Regions from separate parts of the Homo sapiens genome. Here regions 1 and 3 are each linked to region 2. The links are chromatin contacts, found by Hi-C or POLR2A ChIA-PET in ENCODE. All regions are on one chromosome and are shown on one strand. Each heading gives the region's core, a stretch centred on a gene start or an enhancer-like site at or near the end of the contact. The rest is flanking DNA. Distances are from core to core; before and after follow the strand shown.

Region 1 (3,620 bases), core at 166-2,665, 420 kb after region 2:
TCTCTTTGGCATGACATAATGTCCAACTGGGTTCCTCTCCCTCCCTTTCCCTATCTTTTTGCTCTGTAGGATCAATGCTATATCTGTTTATAGCATGACAACTCCACTCCCTCTCTCAAATGCCACCCAGCAACACTGCTGGGCTTCCCCCATTCTGAACAATGGATGTTTTAAGGGCGGGAAGAGCAGATGAAGCACACAGCCGAGCAGTGAGAAATCTGACTGTCCCATCTACGCTCTTTCAGACCCAGATCATCTTATAACTGGAAAATCTCAAACTTGGAAGTGCCTTTCCTGAAAGTGGCCATTAAAAATGCAATGAAGACCTGGAAATCCCCGATCTTTTGTGCGTGTTCAAGGGAGTGCTTTTGTATCTCTAATGACTTTCTAAGATTTGGAGCTTTTATTTAGTATGCAGAGGTATCCCCAAAATTCACCTTCCCAGTTGGCTTAGCAGTAATACTGTCAAAATACTGACACGAAGCAAGTACTCAAAAGCTGAATATTACACCAGATTACTTCCCTGCTCTCCTGGCAATTACAGCAACAGCAAAAATGCTGTGGACAGAGTAGGGAGATTCAGAGTATCAAGGTAAGCCTAGTACTCACAGCCGATGTGTTATGTGGGGCCTGTACTGAGCCTTTAAGGAAAAGCACAGAAAAAAACAGGACACACAGGCCTATGAAATAGCAGAGAGAAACAACAGCAAATGCAAATGAGTCTGGGGGGAAATCGATGCTAAGGTGTGGGAGGGGGCCCTTGCAGAGGAACAGGTTTCCTCAAGCAAGTGAGTTTTAGGAAAACACTTTTGTTAGGAAGATCATGTGGGTCAGCATAGTTTGGAAACGGAAACAGAGTGTGACCTTTTCCAAAAATAAAAGGGATGGGAAGTAATTTTTTTTTAAATGAAGGGAAAATATTCCACACAATTTAATAGATTTTAAACAATATAAACACAGATGTTAGGCTTGTGAAACAGGATAAGCACAGCCACAAACATTGATTTGGGATTACCACCCACCTAATTTCTCATGAGGCTTAAAGAAAGAAGGCTGGACGCTTCAATATGACTGGTGGCTTTCCTTGTCTTTGGGCTCTGGGGGCCTCCCCGTGCTGGAGGGGCGGATTCCATCCGCTCGGACCACAGGCTCAGTCAAACAGAACTGGGCGGCCTGAGAAAGCAAGACCAGCGCCCCTGCCTCTGTCTCATTGTCCCCCTGAAGCTTTGAGTTTATGCTTCAAGCTTTGAGTTTACTCATTATTATGGTTTCTTTCATGCTGATTCGCTCGGAGGACCCTGGCCCTTCTGCTGCGCTCACCGCCGCCGCTCTGGTAAATGACTGTCCGCATGGTTTCAACATGCAGTTCTTCCTGCGAAGTCCACTAGGTGGTACTAATGCCACGGACAGGATCACTCACAAGGAAACCCAGAGCCAGCCGGGTGTAGGTTGCCTCTGCCCTGCACGGAAGGGAACACCTCCCTCCAGCAGACAGCACTGGAGCAGCACCCCCGCCTCCGCCATCTCCCCAGGGCAGCCTGGGGAAGGAACGTCAGGCCTTTCCCGTCCACACCTGGCGCAGTTCCCTCACCTGCTTCTCTCACTACCGCCACATCGTGACTCCATCTGGGGTGGCTGGTGCTGGTTCATCACCTTCCCTGACTCTTCAGTGACTAATCCAGAGATGGCACACTGGCAGCTTACAGACCAAATCCAGCCTGCAGACATAATTAGCTTGACTCCCACAGTGATTGAAACTGTCTTGGATTTACTTGCCAATACAAGATGAGAGCTTTCACATAAAAGTCAGGATTGTAACGACTCTTGGGAGATTTAAGTCCTGGCAACCACAGGCCCGCGAGGCCGCGAGGGCTGCAGCTGAGTGTGACTGGCCCCTTTCTCTACCCTCTGCCCACCCCACAACCGACTGAACCCGCTGCTCTCTTTTACGGCGCCTGCCAGTCGGCTTAGGGCTTACAGCTCTGCAGCCTAACCTGTGTCTGTTTTACCTCCCTGGCCAGGAAGGAGGGCCCAGTAAGTCCCAAGTGGAGTCATCCTCCTCCAACCCTCTCCACCACAAACAGACCTGGAATACTTCTTTCAGTTTGTGGACCATAACCTCTCCTTCTCAGACGAAGAAAGACCGTACTGCCTCAGTAAGCATTAAGATCTCTTTATGTCTTTATGAGTTTTTAGTTATCAGATTACCCCGGGGCTGGGCCAGATTTTTGAAATTCCTTTGAGATCCCAACATTCAGCCCCACGCCCAGGTCTGCAGGTAGGCCCAAATAAGGTGGGGTGGTAAAGATCTGCTTTTTGTTTTTTGGTTTTCTTTTCTTTTGTTTCTGGAGATAGGGTCTTCCTTTGTCTCTGAGGCTAGAGGGCAGTGGCGTGATCACAACTCACTGCAGCCTCAACTTCCCAGGCTCAAGTGATCCTCCCACCTCAGCCTCCCAAGTAGCTGGGACAACAGGCATGCACCACTACATCTAGATTGTTTTAAAAAATGTGTTATAGAAACAGTGTCTCACTATGTTGCCCTGGCTGCTCTCAAACTTTGGGCCTCAAAAGATCCTTCCCACCTCAGCCTCCCAAAGTGCTGGGTTACAGGTGTGAGCCACTGTGTCCAGACAGCTTTTCCTGCTTTTGTTTGTCTGGAGAGTCATTTTTAGTGCTCCTGGCACCATGGAGATTCCATGAGAAGACAAACCTGTGAGATTTCTATATTTGTTGAAAAAGTGCAAATCTCTGTGGCTATGTTTCGGTCAACCCATTCACTGAAAATCGCTACTCTTCATCATCCCCTTCCCACACAGGGCTCCTGGGCACTGCTCGTTTATTCAACAAATGAGGGCTGGGTACGTGCCTGGTGCTCCGTATGGGACCCCTCATTCAACAAATGTGTCTCAGTACTTGCTTTTCCAGGGATGAGATCTCTGCTCTCCTTGATCTCAAAGGCTAAAGACAGAGACAGATAAAAAGACAACTGCTACTTGGTGGTTGGCCCAGAATACAAGTGCTCTATGCTCTGCTCTGGAATGCCCCCCCGGCCACCCACTCGCTTTGTAACCTTGGGCTCATTACTTAGCCACCCAGCAACTCACAGTAAACTCAGTGACTTAGTTTTTTCATCTGTGAAATGGGGTTTTGTAGTTTTGAAAGAGCTTTCCACAAGCCTCTCCTATAATCCTTTTATAACTCTGGTGAATTTGGTACCTTGTTTTGTAGCTAAGTGAATGGAGGGTCACACGGCTCACTTGGCTTATCACAAAGAGTTAGGCTAGGACTGGATCCCAGATGTGTCTGAATTCAAATATCATGCATCTTCTGCTACACTGGGCTACTTTATTGATCCATATTTTGCTTACTGAGCATTGAGCTGAAAGAGTGAGACTTTTAGCCCAGTGTGGGCAGGAAGGTTGCAGGGGGTGGGGGGGGTTGGATGATGACATCACTTAGTGAAATCATCAGGGGATAGTTTTTTAATGAAGACAAAGTCAATGAAGAAAGTAAAGGGCCTTGTCATCTAAGGAGGAGTTTGTCAGTGAATGTACACCAAGGAAGTAGCCTTTTCTTTCCAGCGTCTTTGCCTTGCCCCTTGGCTGTTCTTCATGCTCATT
Region 2 (3,643 bases), core at 708-3,207:
TCCAGGGATTACAGCAGTATGCCAAGGAAAATAAATGACTCTTTACCATTAGATCTTCAGTACCAATTTTCCTTATTAGAAAAAAAAAATCTAACTTTTTTTTTTTTTCTTTTTTTGAGATGGAGTCTCGCTCTGTCGCCCAGGCTGGAGTGCAGTGGCCCGATCTCGGCTCGGCTCACTGCAACCTCCACCTCCCGGGTTCACGCCATTCTTCTGCCTCAGCCTCCCGAGTAGCTGGGACTACAGGCACCCGCCACCATGCCTGGCTAACTTTTTTGTATTTTTAGTAGAGACGGGGTTTCACTGTGTTAGCCAGGATGGCTTCGATCTCCTGATCTCGTGATCCACCCGCCTCAGCCTCCCAAAGTGCTGGGATTAGAGGCGTGAGCCACCGCTCCCAGCTTCTAACATTATTTTTAATGTTAAAGCAAATGTGTATATTATGAAGCAGAAGGCAATATTCACTTACATAGGGCTTTTTAAAAATTTTTGAGACAGAGCCTCCCTCTGTCACCCAGGCTGGAGTGCAATGGCGTGATCTCGGCTCACTGCAACCTCCACCTCCTGGGTTTGAAGTAGGTTCTTGTGTGTGGTTAGCTGCTTTAAGCTGGAGTGGGAACAGTGTATGTCCTCTGCCAGTTGTGGAGACAGAGAGATTGAGATACACTGTCAGTGGCTAAAACAGGAGACTCAGGAACTGATCCAAGCTCAGTACCGCTATATTATGTGATATTGTGCATAACATCCCATTTTGGGGCCTCAGTTTCCCAACTAAAAAATGAGATGATTGAACCAGGTGATCTCCAAGGTTGCTGCCATCTCTCAAAGTCCATGATTTGGTGTCATACTGACACAAATCAGATTCTGGGCTCAGATTCATCAGCACCAAGATGCCCAGAGATGTAGGAAGCAAAAGATACAGTCCCTGTCTTTGTGGAATTTTTCATCTACTGAGGGAGACTATGAAGTGAATTTACAAACCATCCAAAGGACACAAGAGGCAAGAAGCAGCTGAGAATCATGAGTGATTAGAAATCTGGTGCAGATCACTCGCTTTGAGTCAACTGTGCAGCTAAACGACAAGGAGACTCTTACCCTGCCAACCCCTGCGCCCTTTGGGCCAGGATAACTTGACACAAAGGCACTTGCTGTTGACCTTGTGCGTGGCCCCAAATCACAGAGTAAGAAACTCTCAGAGCAGGAAAGGGATGTTAGCTATGAACAAATCCAAAACCCTCCATCTACATTCAGGATTTGGGATAATGCTCGCATCACACTTAGAGTATTTTTATTCGATAGAAGGTTCTTAACATTAACTCAAATCTTAAATAATCCTAAAATTGGAAGAGAAATATATCCTTCTCTTCAAAGCCCAATACATTAAATATGGAATGATTTTAAGACAAGTCTTATTATGACATAGGGTTGAACAAGATCTGCCTGGCAGCCACTTATTGAAAAGCATTGCTCTGAAAAAAATTAACTTCTACCCTTCATTGTAGGGTATTTATGCGTTTTCTTATGTCATCATTTCAGATCCTTTCCTGCTCCCGAAGCTACGGCAGAGCATTTCCGTAGGTCTCCAGTCACATGTCTTTGCTTTTCTGAACATACCAGGAGATCTATGAAAGTGAAACTAAAAGGAAATAGAAAGGAAAAACTGCTTCTGATCTCTCTCATCCAACTATTTCATTTTCATTTGTTCTAGGAGAATTTCTTCCAGCTCTAGCCTCCTGGATTTACGCATATTCTGGGGACTAGACTAAAAACCTCTACCTCTGGCAGGCATCTTGGGGAAGTCTTGCCTAGATGACATTTGACCTTTGGGGTTTCTTCCAATCCAGATATTCTAGGGTGCAGAAAGGAGTAGTGGTCCCTCACAGATCGCCCAAAATGGATTTTTTCCACCTAATTGGAAAATATGCTCATTTCTAACACAAGATGGCGCTGGGACACAGGCAAGAACGTTTCTGATTAAAACAAAACCAAATGAAACAAAACAAAACACAAAGCAAAACAATCCATGAGCACAAAAGTTCTAATAAGCCAGAGAATTATTTTGTTTCTGGACAAGACCAGCTTTTGTTGAGCACATTTTAGAACAGCTTTCTGGAGTAGCAATAATCTAATTGAGCTGCTTTACCCTAAATCAACCAAATGGTCAGGACTGAATTAAAGTAGTACAATGTATCCTTAGGAATAAAGTATTTAAAAAGAACTCTAAATCCCTTAACTACGCAGGGTCAAAACCAGAGATAAGTGGTCAGGGGACTTAGTTGAACACTATCATCAAAAGTGATGTCTTAAATTCTTACTCTGATATGGGATGGGGTCTTTACCAGTTGAATAATTCTGATATGAATTCAGTTGCCTTAATAAAATTATCTTTTTTTTTTTTTTTTCTTAGAGACAAGGTCTCACTATGTTACCCAGGCCGGTCTCAAACTCCTGGCCTCCCATAGTGCTGGGATTACAGGTGTAAAGCACCGTGCCCAGCCTCATTTAAAATTAAATGAGCTCTTCTACTTCATAATAGAGCAGATTGTTTTAACTTGTTTGCACTTATTTGAGGATTATTTGATGAAGCAATTGAGGAATAATTCACAATTTGAACTATAACCACCAAACAAGTTCTGTTAAGCTAACACCTAAGTTGAGTTTTAGTGTTGTTTTTTTGTTGTTGTTCTTTTGTTTTGTTTTGTTTTGTTTTTGAGACAGAGTATGGTTGTATCACCAAGGCTGGAGTGCAGTGGCATGGCTCACTGCAGCCTCAACGTCTGTGTTCAAGTGATCCTCCTGCCTTAGCCTCCCGAGTAGCTGGGACTATAGGTGTGCATCACCATGCCCAGCTAATTTTTTATTTTTTGCAGAGATGGGGTATCATTGTGTTACCCAAGCTAGTATCAATCTCCTGGGCTCAAGCGATCCACCTGCCTCATCCTCCCAAAGTGAGAATTTATTGGGAAAGGAACTTATTATCTGTCTTCCTCCTAACCCCCACAATAATCTCCTCCACATGAACAAGTGGTTGGCCAGTCTGTTTAGAATCTTGTAGTAACAGCAAACTGACCACTCAGGAGAAGCAGCCCATTCTATCTCTAGACGGTTCTAAGGTTAGAATAGTCTTCTTTAGATTAAGCCAAAGCATGGCTCTTTATAATTTGTGCTCATATATCTCCATTCTTCCTTTTAGAGGAATGCAGTATAACCTTCTTTTGTAATATGACTGCTCCTCAAATTTGTGATGATTTGGGCCTTCTCAGTCAAAAACAGCATCCGTTTCTGCAGTAATTTTTCATATGACATCTTTTCTAGCTCTATCTTGGATATCTTTCTTTGATTTATCTTAAAGTGTGTTCTGATCTCACAGCCAGTGGGCCTATGTTAGTTGCCTGGATTTAAGTAGTATGCTTCTATGAATGCAGCTGAAATTTGGTTAATTTTCTGCACAGTTATGTCACACCGTTTTCCCTTTAAAGCCCCCGGTCAACTAAAACTCCCAAGCCACTAATGTGGATGTAGCAAAATCTACCCGCCCTTACATAAACAGTTGACGTTTAGAATTAAAATGCAGACGTTACGCCCTGTGATACCATGAGGATTTCAGTTCATAGCTGTGGGCTGTTAAAATTACTTAGAGTAA
Region 3 (3,640 bases), core at 608-3,107, 370 kb after region 2:
TGTGGCTGCTGTGTAGTTGCTGTCTCCACCGCCTCCACCTTCCAGAGCTGTAGGGGACACAGCTGCCACTGGCACCCCTTCCCAGTTCAGCTCAGAGACTTTATTCTCAGGACCCTGGCATTCCACTCTGGGCCATCGCGGGGGATTTCAAGTGAAAAACAAAACAGAACAAAAACTGAGGAATGTCTTCCTCGGTGAAACAGAAGCCCAGCTCTGTCACTTACTAGCTGGGTGACCTGGGGAAAATTACATGACTTTTCTGTGCTTTGGTTTCCCAATGTATTAAACAAGGATAATAGTAATTTCTATTGCGCCTGTTTGGAGGAGTGAGTGAGTTGATATAAAGGATGCGTTTAAAACAGTGCCTTTTACAGCATTAGGGAACTATTGGCATGTTGTTCTTTTATAGTGGTTAAGGGTGCAGGGTACTGAATCAGGCAGACGGTGGAGACATCAATTCACCTCTCTGAGCTTCAGTTTCTTCATTTTCTTAAAATGAGGGTAATGACAGTACCTACCCGTTAGACTGTGGGAGGACCAAATGAGGTGATGCACGCTGGTGGTTTTATGTGAATGATTTAGCGCAGTCCTTGGCATGTAGTGAACCAGAAAAAGGCTTACACCTTTAAAAGAAAGAAAGAAAGAAAGAAAAATCTTGAAAGAACAAAGGAAGGAAGGGAGAGAGAGAGAGACCAAGAGAGGGAGGAGAGGAGGGAGGGAGAAAGAAAGAAGGAGAGAAAGGGAGGGAGGGAGGAAGAAAGAGAGAAAGAGAGAGACAGAGAAAGAGAGAAAATAAAAGATAGAAGGAAAGAGAGAAAGGAAGGGAGGGAGGGAGGGAGGGAGGGAGGAAAGAAGGAAGGAAGAAAGGAAGGAAGGAATGAAGGAAGGAAGGAGAAAGGGAAGGAAGACAGGGAGGGAGGAAGAAAACCCTGGCTGAAAAAATAATGACCAAACTCATTAGAGATCTAAGACAGGCAACCCAGCCTCCAAAATGCAGCTGGCTACAACAGCGCCTCCAGTCTGCAGCCTCCTCCAGAGTGGTCTCCACGCTGGGTTATCCTCATGCCCTCTTACTGTTCCTGGTCTGGGGTCTTGCACATCATAGCCACTGAAGTAAACAAGTGTCAGATGAACAGCATGTTTAAACATGTCTACTCAGCCCCCAGGAAAACAGGGGAGGAAAAAGAATCCTTTTAGAATGTTACTCTACTTGTTCAACACACAGGGTTCTACCATCCAAGAGGTGGCTGTGTGAGGGTGGCAGAGATGGCATGAACCAGCCACCGGGCTGTTGAGGGTAGTAGTGAGTGCCCAGGCTTTGGCTTTTGAGAGACTGTGGTTCATGTCTTGATTCTGCCCATTTCTGGCTGCAGGATTTGGGCAAGTTTCTTAATCTTTCTAAGCCTCAGTTTCCCTCATCATAAAATGGAAATTGTAAAACTTACCTCATTAAGGAGTTGTGAGAATTAAACGAATTATTTGTAAGATACAGACAGTGCCTGGTAGAGGTAAGTGCTTCATATATTTGGGCTGTTGTTGTCAACCCTGGATTTCCCAAAAACCTGAAGACAGCAGGGCATTCTGTACATTAAGTTTTAGGGAAAATCTTGTACCTTCTTAGTTTTTCTGGTTGTGGGGCAGGAGAAAAGGGGTGTGGTCATGACCTGAGCCCCTGGAGTGCTTCTGCCCAGCATCAATGACATGTGCCCACCCTGCTTTGGGGTCATTTTGCTCCTTTGGCTGCAACTGTCATTCCCCTCACCATCAACACCCCCTCCTTCTGCAGAGACGGTGAACACGCTGGCATTGTTCCTTCCAGCCAATGGCTTCTCTCTGGCCTGTGATTGGTACCCCCCAGATTCCAGTGCAATCCAGGCATCCCAGCTATGTCAGCGTGACTCAAATTGTGTGTGCCTGACATCCACATGGCCCCGTAGAAGGCTGGCTCCAGCAAGAGGGCATTTGGAACGCTGCTGAATGCTTGATGGCTGCCAAGTTATCTTTTTGGGGTTAGGCCATTAAAGTTGCATCTGATGTTTTATGGAACAAACCAAGATAAACTGCATGTTGAAATCCATGAGACATGAAGAAGATTTTTACAGATGAAGACACAACGGCAGCTAAAGTTAGGTGGGTTTTTTCCCCCTCAAAACTTTGTAGTTTTTCTTCCACACGGCTATTTCAAAGCAGAAGCAATCCTCAAAAGTGAAGCATAGACGCTGCCATAGTAACAGGTTCAGCGAGACCTGGAGCTGCTGGGGCACCTGGAAAGAACATGGATCTGTCTCTCCGCTCTCATCATCCCAACCAGAGTCGTCTGCTCCATTCCTAAATTCTCTACTCAACTTTCCTCACGTACCCTGACGAAACGTCCTTTTCTGTGCAAACCTAAATTTGTCCTGGTGCTTTTTAATGCATCTCCCAGCCCTCTCTATTCTCATGCTACTTGCAAGCGACCAAGGAGCCAGTCACTCCACCCAATTCCTGGCCCTCTGGGCACACTGTGCACCTTCCGACTTTTGTTCCTGGGCTTTGTCACCTTTGTCCAGAGCACCCTTCCTTTCCACTTCTGCCCACTGTTCATCCAAGCAAATGGTCCAAGAAGAGTCCACTCAAATAACAGGCATACTGCCAGGCAACGATACGATAAGAAAGATTAGCAGACCAAGTATCAGAGCCTTTTAACCCTTGAACCCAGGACTCAAGCACACCTCCTCCAGGCAGCCTTCTCAGTCATCCCCTCGACTGAACCCCTCAGTCTCCCTCTTTTTGCACTCCCTTAACCTTCAATTGACCCCCGTCTCCCTAAGTAAAAGCTGTGTGTGTGTCTGCTTCCCTCCAGACTGTAAGGCTGTTGAAGATGGAGACCTCAAGATGCTCATTCTCTTTCTTGGACCACTTAATTGATAGAATCAGGACTTCAAGCTCTTTCTCCTTCCACTGGCACTTGAATGCATAAAGAAGCAAGTGCGACGATGCTGATGGCACATTATGTATACAAGCAAACAACTGGTGAAGGAGGGCCCCCAAATGCCATTAATTATGGGAAGTCGTAAAATTCTGGCATATCCTTGCTATTGAAAAGCATTCTGCACTTAAAATGAATGAAGTAGATGTATATGTACTGGCATAGCAAGACTCCAAGAGATGATTATTCACTGAAAAAAATCAAGTCACAGAACAATATGTTTGGCATGATCCTATTTAGGTTTTTAAACTGTTAAGTTCCAAAAAGAAAACCATCAGGATCTCTCTGATGTGACTGAGGAAACGATGAGTTATCTGAAAATGTTGGGAAAGTGAGAAATCATAAAAAATGAATCATACATACCATACACATTTTATTTAAAGTTAATGTACATTTATTTACCAATCTCTTGGTAGCAGTCCAAAGCTTTTTGAGTCTGGGTCTGTTGATTAGAGCTGTATACCATTTTACTGAGTATGTAAGCCATACTCAGAATGCATTGTCTAAGACTTCTAATTTCATTTTCTTTAAAGTGGGATGACAAAAAGTTATGGATACAGTAATTTGAGCACAGGATCCTAAATTATGCTATGTAGAGGCTGTGTGATCTACATAAGTTAAATATCATTGTTGAGCATAAATTTCCAATCTGCAACACAGGGCATTAATAAT

Evidence for each region. A loop is a pair of places that touch in the nucleus more often than their neighbours do. ChIA-PET counts read pairs that join two places held with the same protein, here RNA polymerase II (POLR2A). Pooled maps may share reads with other maps.
Region 1: a loop to region 2 is called in a pooled map, with 6 times the contacts of the local background. The contact joins two enhancer-like sites. A Hi-C loop is called at or near these places in 1 of 168 maps with a recorded cell type or tissue (GM13976) and 4 of 50 pooled maps. POLR2A ChIA-PET finds 5 or more read pairs at or near these places in 7 of 52 experiments (A549, CD4-positive, alpha-beta memory T cell, GM12878 and 3 more).
Region 3: a loop to region 2 is called in a pooled map, with 6 times the contacts of the local background. The contact joins two enhancer-like sites. A Hi-C loop is called at or near these places in 4 of 168 maps with a recorded cell type or tissue (B cell, CD4-positive, alpha-beta memory T cell and CD8-positive, alpha-beta T cell) and 7 of 50 pooled maps. POLR2A ChIA-PET finds 5 or more read pairs at or near these places in 15 of 52 experiments (CD4-positive, alpha-beta T cell, CD4-positive, alpha-beta memory T cell, Caco-2 and 10 more).

The regions. Positions count from the first base shown.
Region 1 is chr12:4,306,601-4,310,220 of GRCh38, forward strand. No RefSeq gene overlaps it. Among named protein-coding and RNA genes, the nearest start is that of TIGAR, 13 kb to the right of the region's middle. Within about 2 kb of position 1,416, at least 9 of the 41 ENCODE cell types and tissues checked have a DNase peak (open chromatin) inside an H3K27ac peak, as active enhancers do.
Region 2 is chr12:3,883,746-3,887,388 of GRCh38, forward strand. The region is part of intron 1 of PARP11-AS1 (PARP11 antisense RNA 1); the gene reads left to right. Among named protein-coding and RNA genes, the nearest start is that of PARP11, 12 kb to the left of the region's middle. Within about 2 kb of position 1,958, at least 6 of the 41 ENCODE cell types and tissues checked have a DNase peak (open chromatin) inside an H3K27ac peak, as active enhancers do.
Region 3 is chr12:4,250,922-4,254,561 of GRCh38, forward strand. The region is part of intron 1 of CCND2-AS1 (CCND2 antisense RNA 1); the gene reads right to left. Among named protein-coding and RNA genes, the nearest start is that of CCND2, 21 kb to the right of the region's middle. Within about 2 kb of position 1,858, at least 2 of the 41 ENCODE cell types and tissues checked have a DNase peak (open chromatin) inside an H3K27ac peak, as active enhancers do.